Linked DNA regions of Mus musculus: regions 1, 2, 3, 5, 6 and 7 are each linked to region 4. A link is a loop called in an ENCODE intact Hi-C map of the cell type or tissue named here. Cell type or tissue: heart. All regions are shown on one strand.

Region 1 (4,000 bases), 940 kb before region 4:
TTTGTAACCGCAGTTGGCGGTGATGTCTGTTTGCAAATTTTATCCTTTGATTTCTTTCCACTCTGTTCAATCCGAAAAGCCACTGGAGACGGTGGGACAGGCCGCTCTGCTCCTTCCTGTGATGGATTCGCTTGTTCTTGTTGGCTTTTGCGTGGTGTCTTGCTTCCCAGCTTTTGCTATTCTTTTGCCTCTTCGTCCCTCTCCCTGCCTCTTCTCACCTCAGCTTCCCTTTAGTTTCTTTTCATTCTGTGTCACCATCTCTACATGGCTTCAGAGTGTGGAGTATCCACTTGGTGTGCCCGCTGCGCTGGGCAAGGATGGAGGTGGAGTACTTCCTGCTTGGTCAGCTGGCCTGCATAGTGCTACAGTGGTTGCCAGTCCATACTTGCTGCCTAACAAGCTTGTTCAGAAACGAGAAGGCAGTTTTTAAATTAGCAAACATTTGAGTCTCCCATACAGAAACCAGCCATCCATTTGGTAAAGAGGAGCAATGGGGTCTCAAGATTACCTCAGGATGCTATTAAAAATAAAAATAAAAATAAAAATAAAAATAAATAAAAGTAAAAGAAGCTGGAGGAGAGATGGCTTAGCAGCTGGGAGTACGTTTGGCTCTTGCACGGGATCTGGATTTGATTCCCAGCACCGACACACTCACGACCATTTAGAACTCCAGTTCTAGGAGATCTGACAGGTTCCTATGTGGTTCTCATCTATACACTGAATCAAAGCTGTCACAAATATAAGGAGATTCTAATAAACAACAGCAGCAAATTAAGTTGGATTAGTCTTTTAAAAAGTAAAAGGGAAACTATTTCTTTTGGCTTTTAGTCACTGCCAGTTTTCCTAGTCAGAGGGGACAGTTATCAGATAAAACAGAGAGCAAAATCATTGCATTTGAAATACAAATTATAAGTAAGTTTTTAATATTCACATATTTTGCATATATTGTATATGTCTATGGGGACATATTATGCCCTGACATGTGGAGGTCTCAGGACAATTTTAAGAATTGATTGTTGGGGAACGCCAGGGCCAAGAAGTGGGAGTGGGTGGGTAGGGGAGGTGGGGGGAGGGTATGGGGGACTTTTGGGATAGCATTGGAAATGTAAATGAAGAAAATACATAATAAAAAAAAAGAGTTGATTCTTCCTTCCACCATATGAGTCTTTGAGATTCAACTCAGCTCAGGCTTAGTGGTGAGCACCTTCTCTACTGAACCACTCGCTTCATCGGTCTTAAAAAAGTTATATTTATTATGCATCCTACACCTTTATTTGCTGAGTCTGGCAACCCTGTTTGTATGTAGAGTCAGGAATTTGGGATGTGTCCCCTTGCCACCAGGAAGTTCAGCCTCTAGACAAGACTCCAGGTTACTTACCTGGGCCTGGGATGGGGGTGGGGGTGGGGGTGGGTGGGGGAATCAGTTATTCCATAAGTCTCAGAGGCACAAAGAGCGGGTGTAGTGGATATGTGCCTTCAGTTCTCAACAGTGGAAGAATACAAAATCCCTGACCACCCTCCCACCCTCCCGTGTGCTCTGGCCTCCTGTATGGCACTGTGACCCCCACAGCATCTCCTGCAGGTCCACAGAGCCCCTGTAGCCAGGCTAAGAGTTCTTCACTTCCCCAGTGCTGGATGGTCCAGGCAGCAGGAGGCAACCAGCTGTTTTTACTGTATCCAGCCCAAAACATGTCATGCAGAAAAAATGTCAAGTCGTTTTGAAAAATGTCGGAGGTATAATGAGCCTGACAGGACTGGAGTGGCATTGGCCATGGTCACGTAATTACTACCTCAGTGTTTGTTTACCGTGCAGCCCTTTCTTCTTACACTGGAATTAAATCAATCCAAGCAACAATGCAGCTTTATACAACCCAGGTCTCAGCGCAGACAACACTTCTGCATTCCCAGGTCCCTGGTGAGGGTGATCTTTGCCAGGTTGACTAAGCAACTTAACGGATTCTTTCATATCCGTATCTTCAGACTAAACTCGAGCAGACTTATTAAATTAAACTAAATGGAGGTCACCTAGTTTTCTTCTGCAAGCAATAAAATGTTAAGATAGGGTGAGACACTGAGGTCTGAGATCTAATTTGAATTTAAGCTGCGGCCTGGCACCATACTCCCGAGATCCACTAGATGGCGCTGATGATTCACACCAATGCAGTCGAGACTTTTTTTTTTTTTTTTTTTTTTTTTTTCCACCCCCTTTTTCTTTTTCCTTTTTCTTTTTATGTGCTTAAAAAGGTTAGGCTACTTCCACATACTTCTTCCCTTTACCTCCTCACGTTTGACATTCTCTTGTGTTATTCAAATGGACATTATTTCTCCCTTCCAAGATCTTTCTACCTCTGTGAATTTGTAAACATAAATAATTAGAAGGAGGAAGATAAAAAAAGTCCGTCTTATTTAAACCATCCATCTCTTTGTTGCTCCATTCCTTGATTTTTTTTTTCAGGGTGAACCTCCTTGGGCTTTGTTTCCTTGACGCATTTGGTCAGCATGTCTTCACAAAACTTCTGCAGTTCCTTTAGATTTCCTTCATCTGGTACAGTTGATTTTCCTCTCGCAGATTTATGCCCCGTTTACTTTGGGAAAGGAAATATCTATCCTTAGCATTTGAGTTTTGAGGATTTGCCCCCAACAGTGGGGATCAGATGCCTGTTAAGGTCCCAGCCATCCTCACTTAGAAGCAGACTAGCGGAAAGCTCTCCTGGTAGGAGGGGCGGTTCCATGTGGGTTTGTGGGGCAGGTCTTCTTTCATATACAGAATAAATTCTGGGCCAGACAAGGACAACAAAAGCACAAAGACTGGCAGCTGTTACAGATTTCCACCCCTAATGAGCTACATTTTTTCCCCTAGAGCATGGCTAATATGGGATGGGTCCCTCAGATTTTAAAAGGAATGTTAAAAGGGAGTAAGGTTAGCTTTAATCAAGTTAAAAAAAAAAAAGTCCTAAAACTAATTTCCAGCCAAGCTTGAGACCCATGGAAAGTTCTCTTGTAAATATTACAGCGGCAAGCGGTTTCCTTTATTTTTCTTATGACTCTTGGTTCTCAGAAATCACATCACCTGATTGGCTGGGAGAGCAGGGACCTTCTGGAGGCAGGGTCTCTGTGCTAGACCTGGTATATGCTCTAGAGCTTGCCTTTATGGGGGAGATTCCAACAAGGGAGTGCATCTGTGAGAGATGTTCCAGGCTTCTCTGCTGCTCTGAGATTTATTTAACAGAAAGGAGACTTGGGGTGTCCTGGGGCTTCTAACCATATCAGTGTCCTGTCACCAACTGGGTATCAAATGGCAGTTTGCAGAGTCCCAGTCCCCATTATCTTGGCACCTTGCAGTATGAACCCCCTTAGATGGGAAATAGTTATCTTACACAGTGCACCTGGATATTTCTGTAGCACTCCTTTGAGATAATTGTCAAGTAGTCATTGGTGGATTCCATTATATTGCAGAAAAGGCAGCAGCCATGAAATAAAGATAGTGTAAGCAGGGGAAGGTTAGATTCTGCAGTTGTTGGAAAGATAAGGCCCAAGACTCCTGATTATGAATGTCCTGTCATTCTGTTTAGAAAATCAGGCAATGGATGTCCCCTAAGTGTCTACTTGACAGTTCTGAGGGTTGAGACTTGAGGGGGGGGTGGGGTCACATGGAAGTAGGAAAATACAAAGCTCCTCCTCCTTTCTCTACAGTATGAATTAACCGTATTTAATACAAAATGTCTTACAGCTGTACAACAACTTCCTGTGTCATTTGTCAGGAAATATGAAAAGATTTTCAAGCCCCAAGCAAATTTTGCCGTGAACTTAAATATGCAAGTTTGTGACCATTCACTGGGTATCTCTGTTGACACTGATTCTTCTCTGTAGATTTACCCTGATACAACGGGCTTCTCCTCTGTCTGTCTCTGTCTCTGTCTCTGTCTCTGTCTCTGTCTCTGTCTCTGTCTCTGTCTCTGTCTGTCTCTATCTCTGTTTCTCTGTCTCTGTCTCTATCTCT
Region 2 (4,000 bases), 220 kb after region 4:
TATCTCTGGCCAGAGTGGCATGTCCACCTGCAGCTTGGAAGGCTCGACAAGCAACTCTAAACCCTATATTTAAAGCAGGGAAGCTTAAGACTCCTAAACATTGGGCTAGCAGCTTTGGTTGGGTCTGTTCCACTCCATTTCGCATTAGACTTGCCAAAAGCACAAAGAGACAACTGGGACCTTTGCTCATAGTATCTGCTATTAAGATAAATCAGCAACACTTGAGTGTCCCAGCTTCATAAAAAACAAACCCTTAGCAATATCACTTCACTCTCCAAAACAACAACTCTTTGCTCCCCTGCCTCACCAAGGGTTGCATCACTAGAAAGCTTAGGATCTCGAGGCTCTTCCTGCAAACCAAATCCCAGCTCAAAAGGCCTCACAAGGCCTTGGCCCAATAGGCCTCTTACTGCCTGGACACGTATGATCAGGGGTGGGAGAGATGAACGTTCCTTTGCCAGAAGAGAAAGCACCATCCTAATCTGGGCTCTTTAAAAAAAGACAATGTGTGTTCTTTTTGCTTCATTTGTGGTACTGCTGATAACTCATGGTCTGGCACCCCCCCCCACCCCAAATTCCTCATTGGTCAGAGAAGAGTGGACTTTGGCTTATGTTGATAGGCTCAGTAGAGACTGGGCTCAACCTACAAACACAGCCTTACATTCTGTAGAAGCACACGGCAGCTCCACCTTCACATTTTAGGACTAAGACCAGTATTCCACACAGCTGTAGAGCCCTCACAGCTGCTAAGAATCATGTCCTGCAGGAAATGTTTTAAATAACTCTCCTCTGTGAGTCAGGTGGCAAACAATGGACCCATTCTATAGGAAGGCAAGTTGATCTGCTCACTCTTATCCAATTAGCAAGTGGAGGTGAGTCCAGATTACACTTGCCAGAGGAGTAAGCTTTGAAGCCTTCCCTACTCCCTACTATCATTGAAATCTAGACTCTTCCAAGACTGGCTATAAGGAAGATGCAACTGAATTCTGGTAGGGAAGAAAAGAAGTGATGGGTCAAGTTCAGTACAGAGCAGCTGAACTGGCGAACTGGCTCGGCAACACCATGCTTCAGCAACGCCACTCCTCACCTTACTCACCGGCAAACAGAGCCCCGTGATGACGTAACATCTGCCAATTGTTGTGAGGACTGCAATAAGTTAACCAAGAAGATGCCTCTGAGCCTGGCTTTGTGTTTATTTAAGAAATGTTAGCTGAGCTAATGGTCTGCAAATGATGTATCCTCACTACTCAACTGGAAGTACCATGAAAGCAAAACTGCCCCTGGCCTGGGCACCCTCAAAGTCACAGTCAGCTCTCTGGTGTCCTGCGTGTCATGAGTGTGCCTGTGCTGAGACAATCTCAGACCACCAAAGCTCTGAGGAGCTGGGAGTTTGGTGGCCCATCCCTGCCTAGAGATAGGCATAGAGCCTCCAAGAGACAAGTAAAGTGCGCTGTCCACGTTTCACTGAGTGCTGGGATCAGAACTGGACAAGAACCCCACATCCTAGGTCCACTTCTAGATTCTGAAATTTCCATGTCTGCCAGGACCTTCCTGATGAGGTGCCATCCTGTTTCATTGAAACAAGATTTGTTTATATTATTTTAATTATGTGTGTGTATGTATGTATGTATGTATGTATGTATGTATGTATGTGTCTGTGTGTTTTGGGTATGTGCACATGAATATAAGTGCCCACAGTGGTCAGAGGTATGAGATTCCCCCTGGAGCTGGGGTTTGCAGGCAGTTGTAAGCTACCTGATGTGGATGCTAGGAATTTGAACCCAGGTCTCCAGGAAGAGCAGTATGTGCTCTTAACCACTGAGTCATCTCTCTAGCCCCTCATTGAAACTTTTAAAAAGGTCAGCCACAGGGCCAAAAAAGCCCAGGAAGCCTGACAACAGGCACAGCCTGGCTTCATGACCTCTGTCTCCCTGTTACTCCTGGCACACAGAAGGCAGAGTTGATGGTCAGCCAGCAAGCTGTGTTTGTAATCTAAGAGTGGTTGCCCAAGAGAAAGGGGAAGTAAGGCAGCCACTAGATGAGCAGTTAATCAGAGCCCTGTATTTTGGCCTTCTGAGGTGTCATTCTTGTGAGTTCTCATTGTTTTCTGGGCTCATAGCTTTCCCTCTTATCTGACCTTGTAACCTTTGCACACAGTTCCATTCCCAGACCCTGTCAAGGATCATTAGGATGCAGACTTGGCTGGTTGTATACAACAGGCATTTCCTAATGACCATATTTGGACAGAGACAAGATAGTAAAGTTTAGGTTGTTGTATGCATTAGAATACACACACACACACACACACCAACAACAACAAATCTCATTTAACAGTGGTGTTGTAGGGTTCTGGCTCCCCCTCCTTGTGAATTCAGCAACTGCACTCTGGGAGTAGACTGAAGAACAGACTCAATCCTTCTGGCTAAGTATATTCACTGAGTGCTCCCTCCCTGCACCGTGCTCCACATGAGTGCTCCCACCCCACACAATGCTCTACATGGAACACCCTTTATTTAATATAAAATTTCTTTCAATGTATCTATCTCAGGGCACCTCCACCATGAAGGTGTTCAGATAACAGCACCACTATTTTTTTCACCACCATACCAACCATTACCCCACACCTCACGTTTCACATTTATATTTTCTCTCTTTTGTCCCCATCACTAGACGACAACTCCCTCAGGTTAGAGGTTTTGTTTGTTTTGCTCACTGTAGCATCCTCAGAGTCCAGAGCAGTCCTAGGAACATAGTACATGCTCAATTAATACTTGCTTTCCTACACCCTGTCTGAAAACCTCCCTAAAATGCTGTGTGCTTAGAATACAGCCCATCAGCATTAAGCAGTTGTTGGCCGGTTAAGCCTTAGCAAATGACAGGTGTGTTTGTAGGAGAGAGCTACTTCTCAGTTCTCCAAAATCCTCAATAAACAACCCTGGCCAGTAAGTCAATTTGGGAGCAGTAATTTTAAGGAACATAATTTTAAAAGGCTTCATATTCAAGTGTTCAATTATATAGTATGATTATAAAAGTACAAACTAGAAACAAAGTAAAATCCCCAGTGTAGGGGAATAATGAAAGTGGATCTTCTTCTGATGGCTTTCACGGACTCGGGAAACACACCCAAAATAAATGCGAAAAGAGATAAGAGAGATCTGCATTCTTCAGGGGGTCGAGTACTCACTCAGATGTGCACAGAGCATGGAATGTAGGAAACTATAAATCTTAATGACAGTTACTTCTGAGTGCTGAGGTTATGAGTAATTTGGGATTTTTTTCTTTACATTTTTTGAAGTTTTTTTGTTTTTTGATGAGCACATGTTATTTCTACGTCAAAATATTTATTTATATGTTCCCTACCATGGTAAAGTTCATATAGGAACTTTTGAAACACAATGAAGCCATGATTAAATTTTAACATAGTCTCTGAGCAGTAAAATCCATCAAAGATGAATCTGAAAATTGTACATTTGTGTTTCAGCTTATTGTAGAAAACCAAAACAAAATAACCAATCAAACAAACAAAAACAACCAATAACACACTCTGCATCTTCTTGAGATGGAATCAAGTAAACAGGAAGGGAATTTAGCTCAGCTCTACCTAGAGTTCTCTGCTTGGTGTCTGTCTGTCCGTGTCTGTGTGTCTGAAGCCCAGGGAAGTACAGACTGATTTGCAGAACAGTTCACATCCATGGCAGCCTGAGTGTGACTTGAACACAATTATGAAGGGGCGAGGCACAAAGCAAGTGAAAAGGGCTTTTCATCCAGTTTGAAGTTCAGCATCAGGAGGACACAAGGGCAGGAAGCTGGGGTTTTTTTTTTTTTTCCATTCATTTGAAATGATAAGGTGAAGACAGCTTGAAAGGACTTTTAATTATGAGGAGCAGGGAGGGGTTCAGGCAGGGAGGGAACTAAGGAGGGAGAGAGAGTGGGGGAGGGGGAAGGACAGGGAGAGAGATGTCAGAATCAAGAGAAGCCTTTACTATTATTATTATTATTA
Region 3 (4,000 bases), 420 kb after region 4:
GTAAATGGCTTCAAAGACAATTAAAAACCTCACAAAGTTGTTGATACTATCAAACAAGTCAGTGTGTTTGTGATCAACTGGGCTGGTCACTGAATGCCTCTTTGTACTAAGAATAATGAAGCTGGGTTGGCAAGTCTAGAGAGCAGCCATGGGTGTCAGCCATGCTTGTCAAACAAGAGTACACCATGTCTGTTGGCTGGTTGCTAGATATCTGGTGCTGTTGGCTGGTTGCTAGGTATCTGGTTGCTAGGTATCTGGTTGCTAGGTATCTGGTGGAGAACAGAACAGATACCCACTCAGGACTACAGAACTCACTCCCTAACTGCCCTGAGTGTACCTTCCCGAAAGCTGCTTGACCAAGGATCACAGCCACCAAGACCCAAGGACCCATCAATAGGACACAAAGGGCAGGCAGCCTCCAAACTCAAATAGGATCAACTCCCTTCTAATAACTACTCCAGCTCCAGGAAGTGGCAGGGGTCTCTGCTGGGACCACACTGCAGCCTAAATTCTCCCTGAGCTCTCTAGCACACTCCAGCAAAGTTCGCACAAGTTCTTCTCAGAGTTAGTCTTTCCCAGAGAACTCCAAGAGCAACGTTGCCCTTGGCCTACCCCACTGCTCAGCAAACAGTAGCATTTGCCATCTTTTTGGTTGATTTTGCCAAACAGTCCATACTCATTTTCTATGAAAAGAAACATTGTGCATTTCCTTACAGGTGATGTCTTTTATGGATGAAGGAAACCGGCAGAGATTAAAATAACCGAAACCAGTTTTCATTGTCATTTAGAGAGTCCTAAACTTTGTAGGCTAAATTGACAACAGTTTTCTCGAGCACCAACTTACCACTTCTTGAGTTAACTCTATCTTTAAAGACAAAGAAGAGGCATACAGATCAGCAGCAGATCCTGTTTTTAAAGTACGGAAAAAGGTTTCTGGGCATGGTGGCATGTGTGTGCAATTCTAGCATTCAGGAGGCCGAAGCAGGAGAACTGGGAGTTCAGGCCACTCTTGGATACCTACATAGCAAGACCTTTTCCCCAAACTAAAAGACAGAAACTAAAAAAATAAAAAGGAATAAATAAATAGAAGTTAAAAAATGATAAAGTTTGTTTTTTTCTTTCTTATCATCCTAGGCCACCAATGTAAAATCCAATGCTGAGGGATAGAGGGTTTGATAGTTTTGACCAGTTATAGCCTACCTAGCATAGACTCACCTGCAGAGCCAATGAGAGCCACAAACAGCTCTTAGGGATTCCAAAGCACCTAGGATAAGGTCTCCTCTCTCCAAATAACTCCCTCTAGGCTCTTGGGCAGGTTCCATATTTTTGCTGGACCCTACTTCTCTTGCCAACAAAACAAGCTTACATTTAAAAAGGAAGAAAGAAGTCTAAGGTCTTTCCTACCAAGGAAAACGTATGCTTGCTTAACCTTGCAGGTTTTTTCCCCAGGCAACATAAATAAGAAAGATGTGGAGGTAAAGTGTAACAGCAGAGAAAATGTTAAAGGTGTCGTAAATTCAAGTTACCCAATCCGCAAATGTGAATTACAGGAGAGACTATTAAATGAATGGGAACAGGTTTTATAGCTATATTTTCCTTTTGCGAGGTTTCCAGATAAATCATTGCCTATGGCACTGACTGTCATTTCCTCAACCTGGAGTGTTCGAATGCATAGTTTAGCAGTGCCTTGGACAAGCCATAAGTCAAAGGTAACATTTTTAGAAATTAACCATGTCTAGGTCTCTGCCTTGGGTCATGACATGCTGACATAACAGCATCTGTTAGGAAGTGGGTGTGGCAACAGGGTGACACATACTGTGATTTGCAGATCCCACCCCACCCCCACCCCACCCGCCTCCAACTTCTGGTAGCAAGAAACATCTTAGGACAAAGCTGCCATCATCACCCGGGGCCAGGGAGAGCAGGTTTAAGTGGACTGCTGTTTTTTAAGCATGCTGAATTCGACTGCCCCCTAGAGGCAGCATGAACAGTATGCATGTGAGTTACATAAATTCTGTCTTGGAGACAATACAATTAATCCTTGCCTTTGAAGTGTGGGTTCTTCAGCAATGCCTCCATTTATCCTATAGTAGAAACACTTGGGTCCATGGGAAATCCACATCCATGAAGATGATCTCAACACACACCTTCACTTGGTGTGTTGTCAATTGATCTGTTTTGAAACAGTGTCTCACTATGTAATCCTGGGTGGCTACATAGATCAGACTGACCTTGAACTCAGAGATCTGCCTGCCTCTGACTCCTACATGCAGGAGTATGCCACCTTGTCTGGCTTGCAAGCACATGTCATTACTGCCTCATAGCTCAGTGGCTTTTCAAGTACAATTTACAATCCAGGTATTTTTCTTAAGGTGACATTGTCAGCAGCATGTTCTCAGAGTCTGGGCCTGACCATGAAAAACAAAAAACAAAAAACAAAAAACAAAAAACAAAAAACAAAAAACAAAAAACAAAAAACAAAAAAAACAAAAAAACAAAAAAACAACAAAAACAACAAAAACAAAAACAAACAAACAAACAAACAAAAAACCTAAAGCTTTGTCCTCAGTGGGACCTACAATTATCAGAGAAGCCAGAGCACCTCACTTACAGAGTGAAGACAGTCACACTTGCCCCCTAACCTCAAGGCTAATGGGCAACACAGAGCAGAGAACATGCATAAAACACTATTAGAAAAGTGGTTTACTACTCTGTTACTAACAACATGGAATACCAGCATTGATGTTAACACACAAGAAAAAGAAAAAGAAATTAAAAGATGCCTTCCGATTATAGCCCCAAATCTAGGAGTTGGGTTTTAGAGTAAACCTGCCAGGTCAAAGTTTGAAGTAATCAAAAGCAAGGCAGTCTCTATAGAGCTAGGTGCCCTCCTGATTCCAGAGAGGAGCACACCCTGTAAGGCCTTGCTGTATGCTTTTCAGCACTCCCTGGAGGTCCAGGAGGGTGGCTGGCTTTCTCTTAGACACTACAGTTCAGGCACCAAAAACTACACAGATGTGATAACATCTGAAAGGGAACCCCATCCTCCTTAGTAGCTGCCTCTGGGACGAACGAGAGATTATTGCATCATTAGAGCAAATGTCTGCTTACCCCACTCCAAGCCTGGCCATTCCAGCAGACTCTACCCTCGTGATAATGATGATTTCATTGAACAAATACATTGGATTAAATTCTGTGTGAGCCTCAGGTCTTGGCAAACAAATGCTCTCTTTACCAAGGACTGCCAAAGAGCCACTCAGAGAATGAAAACGAAAAAATCCCTGTGAGAAGGAGTGAGGCCCCGTGTCTCCAGGGGGGTAATTTAGTAGGTAGATTAGGCGATACTTGATTAAGAGTAAACCTCCCTTTTCTATGGATATATACAGTGTTTGTACAGAGGGGTTGAATGAAGTGGAGGATTAGGTCACAAATCCACAGGAAAAAGCCAAGGACTTTTCTCAGAAGAAATACACAAGTTACTCCACATTTGGAAAAACAGTCATACTTTATTGGGAGGAAAGAAAGGAAAGTTCACTCATACTATGGGGGTGGGAGGGACTCACTTGGCCCAGAACTGGTAGTCCAAGGACCCTGAGCAAGTCATTTGACATCTAACAGCCTAGTTTAGTAAGAGCCATGGTTTTCATTCAAGGTGCCAGAAGGTGACTGTTAAATGGTATTTTTCAAGACTGTATACAAGGATCGGATATAACAGAAGTCATTTGGAATTCATAGGGATTAGAGTGTAAAAGAAAACAAGTGTCAAAATAAATCCCAGAGAGAGAGAGACAGAGACAGAGACAGAGAGATGGGGTGGGGGAGAGATTTCTGTGGTAACCCTCAGTCCTCCCATGCCCCACCATCACCAAGCTAGCTGCCCATGTCTTCTACAGACACATAAGTACTTGAACACTTCCCATCATTTGAAATCACTAACAGTCCAGGTCACAGTGCAACAATGTAAGATTTATCTACAAACCAAGGGGATACCCAGAGCTCT
Region 4 (4,000 bases):
TCGTTCCCCGGCGTACAGTGGAGGGTGCGGGCTTTTAAGAGGTGCAGCGCAGGGGTGGGTGAAGCGAAGGAAAAGCGTTTGCGAGTCTTGAAGCCAAAGACGCTGAATCTCGATGCTGCTGCTTCCCCATAAAGGAAACCTCAAAGCTTTCAGGGTGGACTAGGTGAGAGGTGCAGGCTGCAGCGCTGATCTAAGGTGCCAACACGAAAGAGAGGGAAGTTGGTGGAAAAGACTATTTCCTCGGTCTACATAGCTACAGGACACACATAAAAGTGCTCAGCTCCCAACTAGAGCGGCTAGGCACAGAGTCTTTTTCCAGGGTCAGGGGCGGGAAGTAGGGGGCAGTGGCCCTACTTCCCAGTTGGGTCATTTCCTTCTGCTAGATTCTACATTTAGGGCCCACGTCTGAGAGTGGAAATGATGAGAGATGCCAACTAGGCGGAAGAGAGTGACCCAGGCTCCCAGTGGCGAAAAGGAAGATGGGAAACTCCCAGATCTCTGTTCTTGAAGAGATGGAAATTGAACAGTGTTCTCCAGTCTGCTCTTTCTCTGAACCAAGAAGACCGATGGAGAAACTTGAGGGAGAAGAACTCTGTCGCTGGAACAAACTTGGTTCTCCGGCTTCAAGAATGGCAGAGAGAAGACAATGAAGAAATGACCAATGTCTGCTTAAGGGGGAGTAGACAAAAGAAGCGTTGCTCCCCATCTTTAGGGCCTGGGCCCAGCTGAGCTGTACCTGTCCCACTTCATGAATACACGTGGTCAGAGCACATGCAGCAGGCAGAAATAGCCAGTGAGATAAGCCAGAGGTTGTCTGGAGCTGCAGTCAGGGTAAGGAACCTGAAAAATTCCCGAGTGACCCAGAATTGCCAGGAGATCGGAGAACAGTAATAGTCCAGGAGATAAACTTCGGCTCTTTTCCTAAGCTTCAGCGATGTTCCCCCAGGGTTCTCAAGGACCCACACACAATTACCTCGAGTAACTGAGCACAGAGTCATTTGTCTAAAACAGTTGTGTAGCCCCAAGAGAGAGTGAGAAATCAAAGATCGGTTCACTCCCAATCTTTACAGGGGATTTTTTTTTTTACAGACGAAGTTCATAAATGAAAACAAAATCACTGTTTTTGTTTCTGTGTTTAATGGATGAAGAAGCAGAGGCTGAGAGAGGGAAACACAACAAGCATCCAGGACCACAGAAAGAATTGGTGAGACAACCAGGGCCACACCCGAGGCCTTGTACTGTGACACTCCCTCACCAGTGACCAGAAGGGTCGAAATCCTTAGTCCAAATTGCCCAAGGCCTCATTGCTGGGTTACACCTATGGCTCTTTTCTATTTGAAGCTCGGGGTAACACAGATTGTCCCCTGGCGGAGACCTTAGAAGGGTCTTGGTGGGAAGAGTGGGGCTGAGTTGTCTCCAGGGGTGCAAAGTTGAAGGACTGGGACTCAGAGAGGCCTTATTTCCAGATGGCCAACAGGGGGCAGCCGGCACCGCGCGGCCGGTTAGAAAGGCCGCGTTAAAGCTCAAGAGTTTTGCCGGCACGTAGCGCGCCCCTTGTGCACAGGAGCGCTTTGGAAGGGAAGACCAGGGTCTTGGGCTGGACCTCCTTTGGAGGATCTAGGGCCGAACCGCCAAGACTAAAGCCAGCTTGTCAAAAACTGATCTCCAGCTCCCCAAGTCCCCAAAGCAAAGCAAGGGTCCCAACGCGTCCTCTCATACCCTACTTTCCGCCATTCCTCAATTGCTGGGTACTTACAACATTGTCTCCTCCAAATCCCCCCCCCCCCCGCAAAGCCTCGCCTGATGGAAAATGTCTTGAAATTAAATCTGGCTAGGTGTGCTAATATCGTCAAGACAGCAGATGCTGAGGAGGTACGACCTCATCACCCGACCCAAGTTATTTCCCAGGAGCGAATTGTTCATTTAAAGTGAGACCACGGAGCTGTGGCTCGGACAGGGCATAGAGGGTAAAACAGGGCCTTAGAAGCACCGGGGTTTAAAACCCTTTCTTTGAAGAAAGAACGTTGTTTGCTTTTAGGAAACAGCTTCGTACCGATCTTCACCTTACTCCCTACTAGAAAGCTGGAAATGAGAGGTATGAAGTATAAATGGAAATTGTTATCGAGGCGTGGAGGATAACCGAAGGAAAAGTTGTTTGGAAAATTGCTAGTTATATTTCAAGACGAAACGTTAACTTTTTTGTAAAAGTGAACTCTCGGTGACCCTCAGAGTGTGTGACTCGGCTTTAACATACAACTGACAATTAAAACAAACACGAGTTCACAAACTAACCCCCGCCCGATCTCGAAACGCAGAGGCCCTAGAGTCTCCAAAGCACTAGGTTGACTCCGCTCAGGGGGCAGGATTAAAGCCACTAGGACCACTACTCCCCGCCCCCAATGCTGCAGTAAAGGACCTGAGCTCACCCAGAGGCCGCTAATAAAGCTAATAACGCGACCCTGCTCCCCGCGCGGGGTGCGCTCTGGCCCCCCGCCAGGCACTCTTAAAGGCACAGGGGCCGGGAACGCTCGGGTTACTCGACCTGGAGAGCCGGGAACTGGGCCCTGATCGGAGGTTGGGGGTGGGGTGTGCGTTGCTCTAGGGTAGGTGGCCCCTAGTTTCCTTAGTCTCGCAGCCGTTTCTCCTAACACAGTCCTCATCCGGCCTCAGAGCTTCAGCCACACAATCTCCGCGTGCCGGTGAAATGAGCGTTTGATATATACTTGATGAATCGAATCATTATCCAGTCACTGAAATACACGTAGTAAAACTACACTCCAGTTCTCGAGGTAAAAAGGCGCGCCGCCTGTGACCCGAACTGTCTTTCCTGCCCTCGCTCTTCTCCATAGTTGAAAAGGTTTGAAGAATAGCCGGTGCAAAAAGTCTCCAAGGACGCAGAGGCAGTGTCCCCAGGGTAAGGGACGAAAAGATAGGAGTCCCTGCCGGCGATATTGGAGTTTAGCTTTCTCCAGGCAGTTAGAGAAATGGAGAGGATAGGGATAGATTGAAAGAGTTCAGTTAACTTTGAAAAGGGGGGGAAAAAGTAGGGAGCGTCCGTGCGCACAGAACACTTACCTTCATGGCGAGGGGGAGGGGGCACGGAGAGGAAGTCGCCACCCGAGCGAAGGCGGCCGAGGAATTCAAGCGAAGCGTCGGGGTTAAGCCTTGGGGGACAATCCAAAGCAGGGCTGCGGAGTCCTCCTGGGCGCGTCGGGTGGGCGCAGCGACCCGGAGCGGAAGCGAGCACTGGCGCCCGGACTCGGGCAGAGGAGTTGGTATAGCGTGGAAATGTGCCCAGGAACCGAGAGGGCGCCGGCGCGCGCGGGCGAGCAGCAAGCGCAGGGCCGAGCGGGGACACAGTGCAGGAGCCGCGGGTCCGACGAGGGCGCGCAGGCGACTGTTCCGCGGCGAGGCGCTCCCTCTCTAACGTCCATCAGCGACGGCGGTAATTAGGGCTTTCCAACCCCAAATGTGGGCGTGATTGTGCAAAAGACTTTACAACAAATAATAAAAAAAATTCTTCACAAGAAGGTGAAAAAAAATGCCCCACTACTCAACTGTGGCCCGAGGCGGGGAAGGAGGGGGGGCAATCCCTGTGCCCAAGATGCCCCCAGTTCATTCACACCACGAATTCTGCAGACTCCAGGCGGCTCACGCCTCCTGATTGTCAGCTCCTCCTCTCTGGGTCTGTGGCCGAAACGTCTGCTTCCAGGGACTGCTCCTGCAGCTGAGTTAGCTAGTGAACCTCTGTGTACACACAGACACACACCCAAACACACACACATACACACACACAAACGCACACACACGCAGACACAGAGACACGCGCTCACACACACACACAGACACACACACACACACACAGAGCAGCAGCAGCGGCGGCGGCTATGGGACCACAGAACAATCAGGCACGCATGGTTTTTTCTCCGGGAGATGCCGCTGAAATCGCACAAGTCGCCATCAGAGCTGCAAGAGTCAGCGCCAAATTTTGTCCTTTCAT
Region 5 (4,000 bases), 240 kb after region 4:
TGTGAAATATATGACATAAAAATAAAAACTAAATGTGATAATGCATTCCAAGGCTTCTGTTTAGTTTCTGACGTTACCACATGATAAATGCTAGCAACTGCTGTTACAGAACTTGGACACCACCAAGTGTAAAGATTTGAAAGTTTTGCATTATCGTATACCAGGCCCCTCTTTGTATTAAATACATCTAAACATATAATGAGTCTCTTCCTTTCAAGACAGTGTTTCAAAGAAACCTCTAAAATTGGTTTCTGTTAAGCAGAACATTTGACTTTCATGAGCTGACATCTGTTTCGCAAACAAACTTAAAGGAGAAAACAGATTCTGAGTGTGGAAAGGGCTCTGTGGACCACAGAGGAGTTGCATCCCAGAAAGCCAGACCTGACTTGGTTAATAACTGTTCAATATCACTCCAGCCAAAAGGCCACACAGAAGTGGGCAGGGTGTGATTTTATTCAGCATGAGGAATTGGAAAATGAAAATGTGTTCTGAAAAGTGACCCTTTAAAACTCAAAGTCAATTACACAGTCTAACCAATTTCAAACAACGCCAAAGCAACAACAAAATTCTTCCATAAAAAAAAAAAAATCTTTACCTTGAGTTGGTAAGCATGGGAGGCAGGATGAAGGGAATGGATTTTGCTTGGCTACCACATGTGTACTGTCAGATATCAATGCTTGATCGTTTCTGACATTTGTCTTCTGTGAGGAGAAGGATGCTCTGTTAGACTTACCTCTACTAACACTGCTGCTCTCTGTGAAATATAACACCAAAGCCCGTGGGGGGTTGCTGATGACCTATAGTGAGAAATCTTATGTATCTGCACTTTCCTGTGGGCAAAGCTTTGCTTAATGTCTACCTTAAAGAAATCTATTATCTATCATGATCAGTTACTGCCAAGTGATTTGTCCAACAGATTGACTAGTTGGAGGTTGGCAATTGTCAGAAAATAAGTCACTTGACTTCAAGGCTTAGTCTATGAGGCACTTGCTCATTTGTTCCTTTTCTTGGTAAGTAGGTTTGTATGTGGATACATTTGTGTATGTAAAAAATTGTCTAAAGAAGATGGACTTTAATTTCCTTAGGCTATACTTTCAGAATGATTCATTTGTTCGTTTTTACAGGAAGCATCAAAATGGACTCCTGTACCTCCATTTTTAAAATTCAGATCTACTTTTCTTTCTAAGGTGTATGCATATATGTTTGTGTATGTATACTCTGTATGTGTGTGTGTGTGTGTGTGTGTGTGTGTGTGTGTGTGTGTGTATTATAGTGGAAGACAGGGCAGAAGGGCGAAGTGTGGGATTCCCTGGAGCTCGAGTTACAAGCAGTTGTATTATACGTTACTAGATGTGGGTGCTAGAAGCTGCGCTATGGTCCCCTGGTAGAGTAGTAAGTACTCTTAATCACTGAGCATGTCTCCAGCCCTAATAATCCTCTTCTTAATGTATTTTTGTGTTAAGTAAAACCTCTTTTGTTTATGTTACATGGATTCCACTATTATCATAAGTAACTTTTAATGAAAAAGCAAAATCGATTGTCACTCTACGGCTGTGAGAAGGGAACACGCAGGAAAAGGGAGCAAGCAGTACACTGTAGGATTGTGTTATTACAATGTCAGAGGCTAACAGAATAAAGGTCCTATGGGGAGGATCTTTGTAGATAAAATGATATAAACTTTCGTTTCTTGTAAGCATTTTATTTAACATGCTTTTGGTCCGTGAGAGGAAAAAAAAAAGGCAAATGTAAAGAGAGGTGAGGGAAACAATGCCACATCTGTGTGCTATGAGTGAAGGTGGTGGACAGGCAAAAGTCAGGGTGCAAGGAGGGATAAGAAGATGCAATAACTACTAGAAAAGAGGCTGAAAGGGATACCTATCAACTGAAAGCTGTGTTCTTTCTCTGTGTGTGCTATGGATTGGCTCAGATTTTAGAATAATCTAGAAAATCTTTTTCTTGGGGAAATTGATGCTTTTAAGGCTTCCTTCTTAAGGATGTAATTGCTCACGTGGTGTCTAGGCTACTTTGAGAGGTCTAGATTTTAGGTCTGCCATCTCGTGGCCATTGCAATAAATACTGACGTTTATTGTCATCCTGGCTCCACCCAAGTAGCTTCAAGTCTAAAACTTCTACTCATTAAAAATTATCAAAAGAATAACCCCATTAAAAATGGGGCTCAGAGCTGAACAAAGAATTCTCACCTGAGGAATACCGAATGGCTGAGAAGCACCTGAAAAAATGTTCAACATCCTTAATCATCAGGGAAATGCAAATCAAAACAACCCTGAGATTCCACTTCACTCCAGTCAGAATGGCTAAGATCAAAAACTCAGGTGACAGCAGATGCTGGCGAGGATGTGGAGAAAGAGGAACACTCCTCCATTGTTGGTGGGATTGCAAGCTTGTACAACCACTCTGGAATCAGTCTGGCGGTTCCTCAGAAAATTGGACATAGTACTACCTGAAGATCCAGCAATACCTCTCCTGGGCATATATCCAGAAGATGTCCCAACTGGTAAGAAGGACACATGCTCCACTATGTTCATAGCAGCCTTGTTTATAATAGCCAGAAGCTGGAAAGAACCCAGATGCCCCTCAACAGAGGAATGGATACAGAAAATGTGGTACATTTACACAATGGAATACTACTCAGCTATTAAAAAAATGAATTTATGAAATTCCTAGGCAAATGGATGGACCTGGAGGGTATCATCCTGAGTGAGGTAACCCAATCACAAAGGAACTCACACAATATGTACTCACTGATAAGTGGATATTAGCCCAGAAACTTAGGATACCCAAGATATAAGATACAACTTGCTAAACGCATGAAATTCAAGAAGAAGGAAGACCAAAGTGTGGACACTTTACCCCTTCCTAGAAATGGGAACAAAACACCCATGGAAGGAGTTACAGAGACAAAATTTGGAACTGTGACAAAAAGATGGACCATCTAGTGATTGTCATATGCAGGGATCCATCCCATAATCAGCTTCCAAACGCTGACACCATTGCACACACTAGCAAAATTTTGCTGAAAGGACCCAGATATAGCTCTCTCTTGTGAGACTATGCCGGGGCCTAGCAAACACAGAAGTGGATGCTCACAGTCAGCTATTGGATGGATCACACGGCCCCCAATGCAGGAGCTAGAGAAAGTACCCAAGGAGCTAAAGGGATCTGCAACCCTATAAGTGGAACAACAATATGAACTAACCAGTACCCCGGAGCTCTTGTCTCTAGCTGCATATGTATCAAAAGATGGCCTAGTCGGCCATCACTGCAAAGAGAGGCCCATTGGACTTGCCAACTTTAGATGCCCCAGTACAGGGGAATGCCAGGGCCAAAATGGGGGAGTGGGTGGGTAGGGGATTGGGGGGGTGGATATGGGGGACCTTTGGGATAGCATTGAAAATGTAAACGAGGAAAATACCTAATAAAAAAATTTAAAAAAAATTATCAAAAGACTTCATTTTTAAAAGAAAAGGACATTGCCAGAGAAGTGATTCACTCTGAATTCTAATTCAAATGTTTCTTTCAACATTTTTTCTCTTGATGAAAATATAGATTCAAAAGTTTATTTACCTATTACCAATGTATTGATATCAGATTCAGCCTGATGTGGTATCAGTCAAAGGTAGTGGACTTCAGTTGACTGGTTCTTGTATGCTTTTGTTGACCTGATTTTAGAAGGAGGTCACTTAGTGGACACAGTGTTGGTTCAGCATTTATATACTTGCCATGGAGTTGTTAAAAGAACATTCATAATAAAACAGATTATAAGTCTTATAAATGAATACCAAGAGATGAGGCTTTTCTGAAAATTATTTATAAGCCAAATGACTGAGATCACACATACATACATACACACACACACACACACACACACACATACACACACACACTTGAGCCCTATGAGTAAATGAAACAAGACTGTATGTATAATGGTTCTTACCCAAACTGAAGAAAAGTGCCAAGATGTTACCCTGAAGACACAAGG
Region 6 (4,000 bases), 370 kb after region 4:
AAGCATTAAAGCCAACCTTAGTTCTTTCTGCCCTTAAAGACCGTGCACTCTGATTATCTAGAGTGCCTGATCCTTGCCATGGGAACAGGACGTTCAGGTACAGCTCCTGAAAGGACGACGGCCAGGATTCACTGATGCTCTGGCAAGAACCAGGACCCTAGAGTGCCACAGCTGAATAATAAATATGTCCTCAGTTCTGTGGTGGAGTAGAGCCCAGCAGTTCTTAGGCCTGAGCCGTGCTCTATGTATTCCATCCTAGGACCTGGGAGATCCCCATCCCCATCCTTGCTGGACATTAGGATGTTAACATTTACTAACCTAAACTTGCACACATCATGGAGAATGTTCATTCTGCTGACCTCTAGCCACAAGTTCATTCCCAGAAGGTCTGGACTGGCAGGAAGGTTCCGAATCAAAGACACTAATTACAGTTGTGATTTCAAAAATGAAGATGAAAGGCAAGTACTAAAGGATACAAGAGATGAGAGCAGCTGCAGAGTTGAGCCTCCCCAGATCTTCCTGCTAGCCCTGGCGTCAGTGCTGGGGCCATGATTGCACTCCACTTTGTCCTCTGAAGCAGGTTCTCTCACTGATTCAATCTATCTGGCTAGGCTGGCTGGTCAGTGACATTTAAGAATCCTTCTGCCTCAGACTCCCTAGTTCTGGGATAAAAAGTCTCTCTCTCTCTCTCTCTCTCTCTCTCTCTCTCTCTCTCTCTCTCTCTCTCTCTCTCTCTCTCTCTCTCTGCTGGGGCTCCAAATGCAGGTCCTCAGCTTGCGTGAAAAGTACTTTACCAACTGAACTATCTCCCCAGTCCTGGGGGGTGGGAAAAGCCCCAAACCCTAAACAATTAACTCAATTTTAAATTTTATTTTATTGGTCTTTCTGTGTTGCAGAATATAAAGCAGTTACAGCATCAAGACTATTAGGTTTCATTTGCATATTTCCTAACTTCATACACTTTAATAATAATAATAAAGCCATCGGCAGATCTATGTCTAAAGAGTCCTTCTCCACGGCTCTGAAGAAGCAGGGATCTTGAACCTGAACCACAGAGCAATGAGAGGATACATTTTTAAAGACCTATAGGACATTAGGGTGTCAACATGTATCAACCCAAACTTGCACACATATGTGTGCTGTTTAACTGAAGATCTGAAAGCCAGATTTCTGTTATCTGCTGAGATGGATCCTGGGATAGCTTTCTGAGGCATGGGGGCCTCCTGTGCTTAGTAACTGCCAACTTGCCATTATTTCGACAAAACCTTTACCCCTTTATATTATATGCCAGTTAGAAGTTGGTAAGTAGATTGGTTAAGAATCTACTTATCCAGACAAATGGAAAAAAAAAAAAAGGGGGCATTTTTCATACAGTCTTTCCAAAGCAGAGTGGCTTGTCTATGCTATGCCCTGCCATCTACCCGTTTCCTGTCTTTGTTTGTTTCTTAGTGTTTTGGTGTATACCCAGCTTAACCAGTGAAACTGCCACAACCTAAATTAGAACAAACTTGAACTAAGTGCTGACCTGGGAGACTAACCAAACTCTGCCAGCTCTACTGAAGGTTCAGAAGCAAGTTGGGTCATAAGGTGATAAACCAGGTCAGAGAGAGGCTAGGAGCGAGTTCAGTCAGCAAGATGTGCTTGCTATGCAAGCTTGAAAAGCCTAGAGCAACCCTCGGTCTCCAGCACTTACACAAAAGGCCAGATGCAGGGATGCATAGTCCCTGGGACTTCCTGGCCAGTCAGTCTAGTCAAAGTAGAAAGCCACAAACTCCACCAAAAGATGTTACTCAAAATAATAATAATAATAATAATAATAATAATAATAATAATAATAAATAAAAATAAAAGCGCAGACAAGCCCTAGAGAACAAGATCCAAGGTTTATCTCTGATGTTCACACACATAAACATGTGCCCCACCATGAACATGCATACATACCCAAACAAATGTTAAAAAAGGGGAAGAAGATATGAGGGAGGGAGGCTGTCTGGGAGGGAGACAGCGAGGGATAGAGGGAGGAAGTAAGGAAGGGAGAACATAATGATATAGGTTTAACTCCTGCCTCAGAATCAGCAACTTTCAGCCAGTAATGCTGTGAGCCTTCAGATCTGTTAGGAACAAGGACTGCCTACCTATTATTAATCCCTGGTATGCATAGCTGACCTACCCTCCCACCTCCCCACTGCAGCATTAGAGTGACATCTTTTGGAAAATGTTGAAACTGATAGCCAGGCTGCTCGCCACCTGGACTGGACCACTGTCTCTAGATTGTGCATAGAATTCACCTTCTCCTTGTTGAAGGAAGGCATCAAAGAACTCTGCTGAATACACCACCTCCTAGTCTTCCTCTGCTAACAAAATCCACTTTGAGCACCTCAGTTTTAACCACATTTAGCATTTTTTCTTCCCAGACTAATTAACCAAATCACATACTGTGACAAAAGATGGGTAGAAAAGAAATATAACAAATAACAAAACAGATACACCCGACTTCACAGATACCATTTAGTCAGTGGGTACTGGCGGACAAGTATCAATCTCCAAAGTGGCTGCGGGCATGCTCCACTCTAGCTGGCACCAGGCACTGGGCAGGGGGTGGGGGGCGGTCTTCCTGGCCTGCTTGTTGTGTGTGCTCTTTGGGACGTTTTCTGTATTCTGTGTTACTGCTCTGCAGCCGTGTTATTGTCTCTAACACTCTCTATGCACAGGATGGAGAGTGTGGAGGAGCAAAGGTTCCAATCTGGGCAGCTGAGCTCCTAATGAAGAGAGCATCTCAGCGTGTGTGGGCTGTGCACTTGCCCTCTCTATGTACCAGTCTCCCATCTGTTAAATACATCTAATTACTGTATCTGCAGGTCCGGGTGAGATGGCACCTACCTGCTTGCTCCGAGTGTGCATGTGATAGCCTGCAATGGTTATGAAGGGGCATGTCTGTGTAAATGCTGGCATTTAGTTTTCGGCCTATGAAAAGATGGCAAAGGGTATTTAGCATTTTTCAGAAAGATTCCTACACTTCTTCAGTGGAATATGGAAAGGTTTAAGCTTAACTTACAACAAGCCAAGTCAAACATTTGCAAACTGTGCGTTGTTTATATTTTACTCTTACTGAGGCAAAATTCCAAGCATGAAGCTGAAGAAATGGAGAGAGGTAATGGAGCGCCCACCCTGCCCAACAGAGCGCCCACGGCAGTGTGGGTGCTGGCCAGCCTGGTGGAAGTGCACTTGGCATGAGGTCAGTACACCATAGGAACTGGATTTTTCACTTTCATTTTAATTTATTTGAATCTAAAGACCCACATGCCCACTTCATCAGAAAGAGCAGTATTAGGGCAGGCATATTCCATTGCCTTCACCAAAGGTATAGAAGGTCATATCTCTGACTATAGAGGATACCCTTTTTATTTTATTTTTTTACATACAGTAAAATATAAGAATTACCATTTGGGCCAGTTTCTCCAATTTAGTTATTTATCCTAAAGATAGGATAAGGGTTGTTCCAACTGTACATGCATTAACATTTGTGGCTACAAGTATCAGTTACAATGCTGTTTGTAAGTATCATAATAAAATTAAATGTATGAATACATATTACACATAAATATAAAAACACCTATGTATGTGTAACTTCCAAAGCAATGAGATTAGCAAACTATGTACTCATATGTATGATAACACTGCAAAGCGTCTAGACTAACAAAATATCACAGGCACCCAACTGTTAGAATGTCAGTTAGCTATTAGACACTCAGTCAAAAGTTTTAATATAAAGAAAAGACACAAAACTTAGGCAAGTCAGGAAAGTTAATAAATAATAAGTGTACTCCAGTTATAACTATGTGAGGATATTTTAATGTAAATGCATAGAAGAAAAAGACCAGAAGGAAATGTATCAAACTATTCTCATGAGTTGGATGGTATCTAGATGAGGGGTTTTAGGTAATATATCATATTATTCCTTGTACCTATTGCTGTAAATAGGCTCAGTTAATGAAATGAG
Region 7 (4,000 bases), 700 kb after region 4:
ATTACAGAGGCCTGGAGGGGCTTTCTGCATAAAAGACAAAGCCAAGCACTGTTAATGCAGAGTATAGTAACTCAGTGTTTTGAGAAACATGCCCAAACATATTTGACTATGAAGCCATCGGGCCAAGAAATCTTAGTGTCTGGAGCTGGGGGCAAAATTGGCAGTGGGGTTCTCATTATCAGGAGATTTCACACTACCTCGTGCTGCAAGGTCCAGCCTGCCTCAGTCTAACAAAGATTCATAAGTATGATGCCAGTACTTTTAATATGCAAATATACCATATCATTTGCATGCCTGTAAAATATAAAGCATAAAAGCCCCAGTTTGCAGTTCTTGCTGAGCCTAACTGCAAGGCAAGTGACACTAATAAGTTACTTAATGCTTCTGACCCATATGGACATGCCAGGGAAATAGCATCTTCTTCCTACAGGTTGCTATGAAAACTAAGTCGAAAAAAATATGTATTTTAAATGAGGGATGAAGCATCAGGAACCTTCGGAGTTCAATGCATATCAGCTAAGATTAGCTCCTTCATCTAACATCTCCTTTTTAAACCTCACCAAAAATAACAAAAAAACAAAAACAAACAAACACAAAACTCCATTAAATTCCTCAAATTCTTACTAAATAAGAGAACAACAGACAAATAGTTCGGCACCACACCATTGAAATGTCTAAAGCTCAGAGTTAGGAGAAAAGCCTCTGGGCACATCACAGGGGAGACTAAGAGAATATACAACACAACGCAAAAGAAGATAAAGACCTGCTGGTTATGGTACAAAAATAGCAATTGAGAACTTACCTTCAGCAAGCATGAGAAATTTTATGTCCTTGGGGAGCTATTTAGTGTCCAGAAATATATTTTTTTTAAACTGGAACAAGCTCTAAGAAGTCTCACCAAGATCTCACCTTCAAAACTAGGGTAGAGAGCAGAAGGTGCTTGAGGCTCTCCTCACAGAGTCTAAATCCCCTCCCCACAAAGTGGGAGATGGCAGGTAATTCAGGGAGCTGCGCTGGAAGCCCCCTCATTATGTTTTTATAGCTCCCTTCCCATCATTAAAAAGAAGCACATTTCTAGTGGGCAAACATCCTTCAGTTGAACAAACTTGAAGCAAGACTATTCCTGAGTAAAGTTGCCTTTGTTTTTAAAACTCCTGGGCATACTTAAACTGATGTGTGAAATTCCACGAACTCCAGGCAGGGGGTGTTTCTCAAGAGCTGAAGCTTACAGTAAGACTAAGTAAAACACAGACTTTCTCACTCACAAACCGGCAAAGTCTTTATGCCTAACGAAGTCACTTATAATAAAACGCCAATCGAGAATTTACTAGGACATGAAAGAGGCTTTAAGAGGACATTTAGCACAGCTGCCTAGAGAGACCTTCTCACAGGTCTCCGCCATCTTCATATGCGTGATAACATTGCAAAGATCCCAAAGTCTAAATAGTGGCAGAAAGCTCATCTTACACGTCACAGAAACTAGCAACCATTCCCAACTGCCTCAAAACCCAATGTCTCTATTTGATCAACGCCCCAAATGTCCAACTAAATTCTGTCTGGCTGAAATATGATTGGAAAGCATCCTGGCTTTATTTAAGTAGTAGGATTCATTTTTAAAGACAGGACTGAGAAAAATCCCCATACTGTTTTGGTCTTGGCTAGTAGCTAGTTTGACAAATGACGCTATTCTGCTTTAAATGACTCATAAAAAGTTATCAGAAAGGCCTTATGATCAGTTTTACAACTGATCCATACTCTCTTGTATCACAGGAAAAAGCAAAACCCCGAACCTTCCAGACACGGGGAACAAACTATAGCTCATTCACCAGCGCCATCTAGTGGGCGAAATGAGGTACGTCTAGTGCTGCTCTGCAACGTTTGGATGGTCTGTTTTAAACCCATAATTTTGGAAGAAACTTAGTTCAGTGTTTCCCCCAAATACATTCCTTGATAACAGGATTCTGTCATCAAATGCATTTGAGACTCACTGGGCGAAAATCTGTGAAAAAGACAACTTTATTTCGGACTACCATATCCTCTATATGCCAAGGCGCACTGGGAGTCTCTAAAGGGCATTTCTCGCTTGAATTCGATCAAGCAAACTTTTTACTTATGGATACTTCAAAACTCCTCAAAGAGTACTGGAATTTCTTACAACAATGTTTTGGAAATGCTGATCTAACCTAGCTCCTGACTCAACAATGTACACAGGAAGACTCCAGCAACAAAAGTAGCGCGTCCAGGTTCTCAGGACTGTCTCACCGCCTGCCAAGATCCAGAGCAGGTGAGGTGGGACCAGGACTTCCTCCTCCCACTCTCTAACATTAATACTTTGCTATGAAAGAAACTGTTCGGCTAGAAGAATCTCCTATTACAGGCAGATTGAATACTGATTTCAAAATAACACTTTCCTCACAAGTTCTGATCACTTCTGTGTTTTAACCTGGCTACAGACCACCCTTAATGCTACATGCCAACGTGCGGGTAGTTCACCTCTCTCTATTTCATTGCTATTGCTCTATGTGAAGAAACACCATTGAAGAGTATATGCAAATTACTTTTCATTCTTCCCATACATATTCCACTTAACTGTAAACCTGAAAAACAGTTACAACACTTATAGTAACTTTTGGATTTCAATTTCAAAGAATTTTATGCCCAGATAATAAGGTCCGAGAGAGACAAAACCATCACTTCCCCAGTAGAGCAAATGCTATGTGGAATGAGAAAGCCACAAATACAAAACCAGAAGCTTCCAAGGGTCCTGCTGCAAATACACAGAAAACGGACAGAAAGGAGCAAAGACATAGCTCAGATGGTAAACTATCCCCAGGCTACACACATGACGACCCATGCTCAATCCCCAGGCTACATACACATGACGGCCCATGCTCAATCCCCAGGGCCTACAGGATTGTGCTGGTTTTTTGTTTGTTTGTTTAAAGCATGTAGTGGCACATGCTTGTAACCCCAACAACAGGGGTTCACTGGCCAGCCAGTCTAGCCTATCTGATGAGTGACTTATCTTAAAATACAGAATGTTTGTTCCTGAGGAATGGCACTGAAGTTGAGCTCTAGCTTACACACACACACACACACACACACACACACACACACACACACACAAGAAGTACAAAGTACAAAGCTAAAAATTAAAACAAAAAGCAGGTCCTTGCTTACATGCATCCCAGGACCCACTCAGACTTGACTCTCAGGAGCAGCCCCAAGAGCTCCAGCCTCCCAGGATGGCGAGAGCCCAGCTACTCTCCTGTATAGACACCTACACCTGCGTCCTTCACTGCCACATCCTACACACTGGTGACGTCAAAGTGATTATGTGTTCACAAATTTATACCACAGAGTCCACTAAGATTTAAAAATGGTTTGACAATGACTTAAATATTAAGAACGAACAAAAGAAAGACTTTGGGTTTTTGTTGGTTTTTTTTTGTTGTTGGCTTTTTTGGGGTTTTTTTTTGTTTTGTTTTGTTTTTGGTTTTTTTTTTTTTGGTTGTTTTTTATTTGGGGATTTGTTTTTCATTTCGTCTTTGTTTTTTCTTTTTTTTTTCAGTTGGTTCAGTTTGATGTTTTTGGAAAGGGTGAGGGGATCTTTTTTGAGATAGTGTCTTGATATGTTTCCCAGATTGTCTTTGAACTTGCAGTACTCTTTCTCCCTTCACTTACAAGCGTTAGCATGGCAAATATACACCACCGTATCCAGCCCTTCCTTGGCAGTCTCTTGAACCATTTTGATAGCTGTGCAATACTTCTGCTAGGTTCCTATTTTAAATTTCTCCTGTGAATAATCTTTCTCTTTAAAAGTATTTAACGGGCTAGAGAGATGGCTCAGCAGTTAAAAGCACTCACTGTCCTTCCAGGGGATCTAAGGCCAGGTCCCAGGACTCATATCAGACAACAATCTATAATATAACTACAGGTCCAAGGATTTGACCCCTCTTCCGCCCTCTGCAGGCACTGGACATACTCCCATATAGACAGG

The links. A loop is a pair of places that touch in the nucleus more often than their neighbours do. Peaks named below come from ENCODE experiments on the same cell type or tissue, not always from the same donor. Only the 100,000 strongest peaks of a DNase experiment are listed, where the experiment ranks them.
Region 1: a loop joins it to region 4, with 14 times the contacts of the local background. A loop is called at or near these places in 5 of 42 quality-filtered maps.
Region 2: it touches region 4 in a loop (9-fold over the local background); 12 of 42 quality-filtered maps call a loop at or near these places.
Region 3: it touches region 4 in a loop (11-fold over the local background); 22 of 42 quality-filtered maps call a loop at or near these places.
Region 5: a loop joins it to region 4, with 16 times the contacts of the local background. A loop is called at or near these places in 7 of 42 quality-filtered maps.
Region 6: a loop joins it to region 4, with 14 times the contacts of the local background. A loop is called at or near these places in 2 of 42 quality-filtered maps.
Region 7: a loop joins it to region 4, with 9 times the contacts of the local background. A loop is called at or near these places in 24 of 42 quality-filtered maps.

What each region holds. Positions count from the first base shown.
Region 1 is chr14:29,441,429-29,445,428 of GRCm38, reverse strand. All of the region lies in intron 4 of Cacna2d3 (calcium channel, voltage-dependent, alpha2/delta subunit 3), which reads left to right. Among named protein-coding and RNA genes, the nearest start is that of Cacna2d3, 280 kb to the left of the region's middle. In heart, a CTCF peak has its summit at 2,125 (motif pointing right); no DNase peak of the experiment used is centred here; H3K27me3 peaks cover 340 bases.
Region 2 is chr14:28,281,873-28,285,872 of GRCm38, reverse strand. All of the region lies in intron 17 of Erc2 (ELKS/RAB6-interacting/CAST family member 2), which reads right to left. Among named protein-coding and RNA genes, the nearest start is that of Gm52097, 98 kb to the left of the region's middle. In heart, a CTCF peak has its summit at 2,363; no DNase peak of the experiment used is centred here.
Region 3 is chr14:28,087,774-28,091,773 of GRCm38, reverse strand. All of the region lies in intron 15 of Erc2 (ELKS/RAB6-interacting/CAST family member 2), which reads right to left. Among named protein-coding and RNA genes, the nearest start is that of Gm34996, 210 kb to the right of the region's middle. In heart, a CTCF peak has its summit at 1,982 (motif pointing left); no DNase peak of the experiment used is centred here.
Region 4 is chr14:28,505,190-28,509,189 of GRCm38, reverse strand. It overlaps Wnt5a (wingless-type MMTV integration site family, member 5A), which reads right to left and starts at 3,717. Exons shown (of 5, transcript NM_009524.4): 1 at 3,076-3,717. The coding sequence starts at 3,081. In heart, no CTCF peak of the experiment used is centred here; DNase peaks (open chromatin) are centred at 2,479 and 3,759; H3K4me3 peaks cover 4,000 bases; H3K27ac peaks cover 4,000 bases.
Region 5 is chr14:28,260,937-28,264,936 of GRCm38, reverse strand. The region is part of intron 16 of Erc2 (ELKS/RAB6-interacting/CAST family member 2); the gene reads right to left. Among named protein-coding and RNA genes, the nearest start is that of Gm52097, 120 kb to the left of the region's middle. In heart, a CTCF peak has its summit at 2,057 (motif pointing left); no DNase peak of the experiment used is centred here.
Region 6 is chr14:28,130,674-28,134,673 of GRCm38, reverse strand. The region is part of intron 15 of Erc2 (ELKS/RAB6-interacting/CAST family member 2); the gene reads right to left. Among named protein-coding and RNA genes, the nearest start is that of Gm52097, 250 kb to the left of the region's middle. In heart, a CTCF peak has its summit at 2,209; no DNase peak of the experiment used is centred here.
Region 7 is chr14:27,806,111-27,810,110 of GRCm38, reverse strand. The region is part of intron 4 of Erc2 (ELKS/RAB6-interacting/CAST family member 2); the gene reads right to left. Among named protein-coding and RNA genes, the nearest start is that of Gm45645, 33 kb to the left of the region's middle. In heart, a CTCF peak has its summit at 1,838 (motif pointing left); no DNase peak of the experiment used is centred here.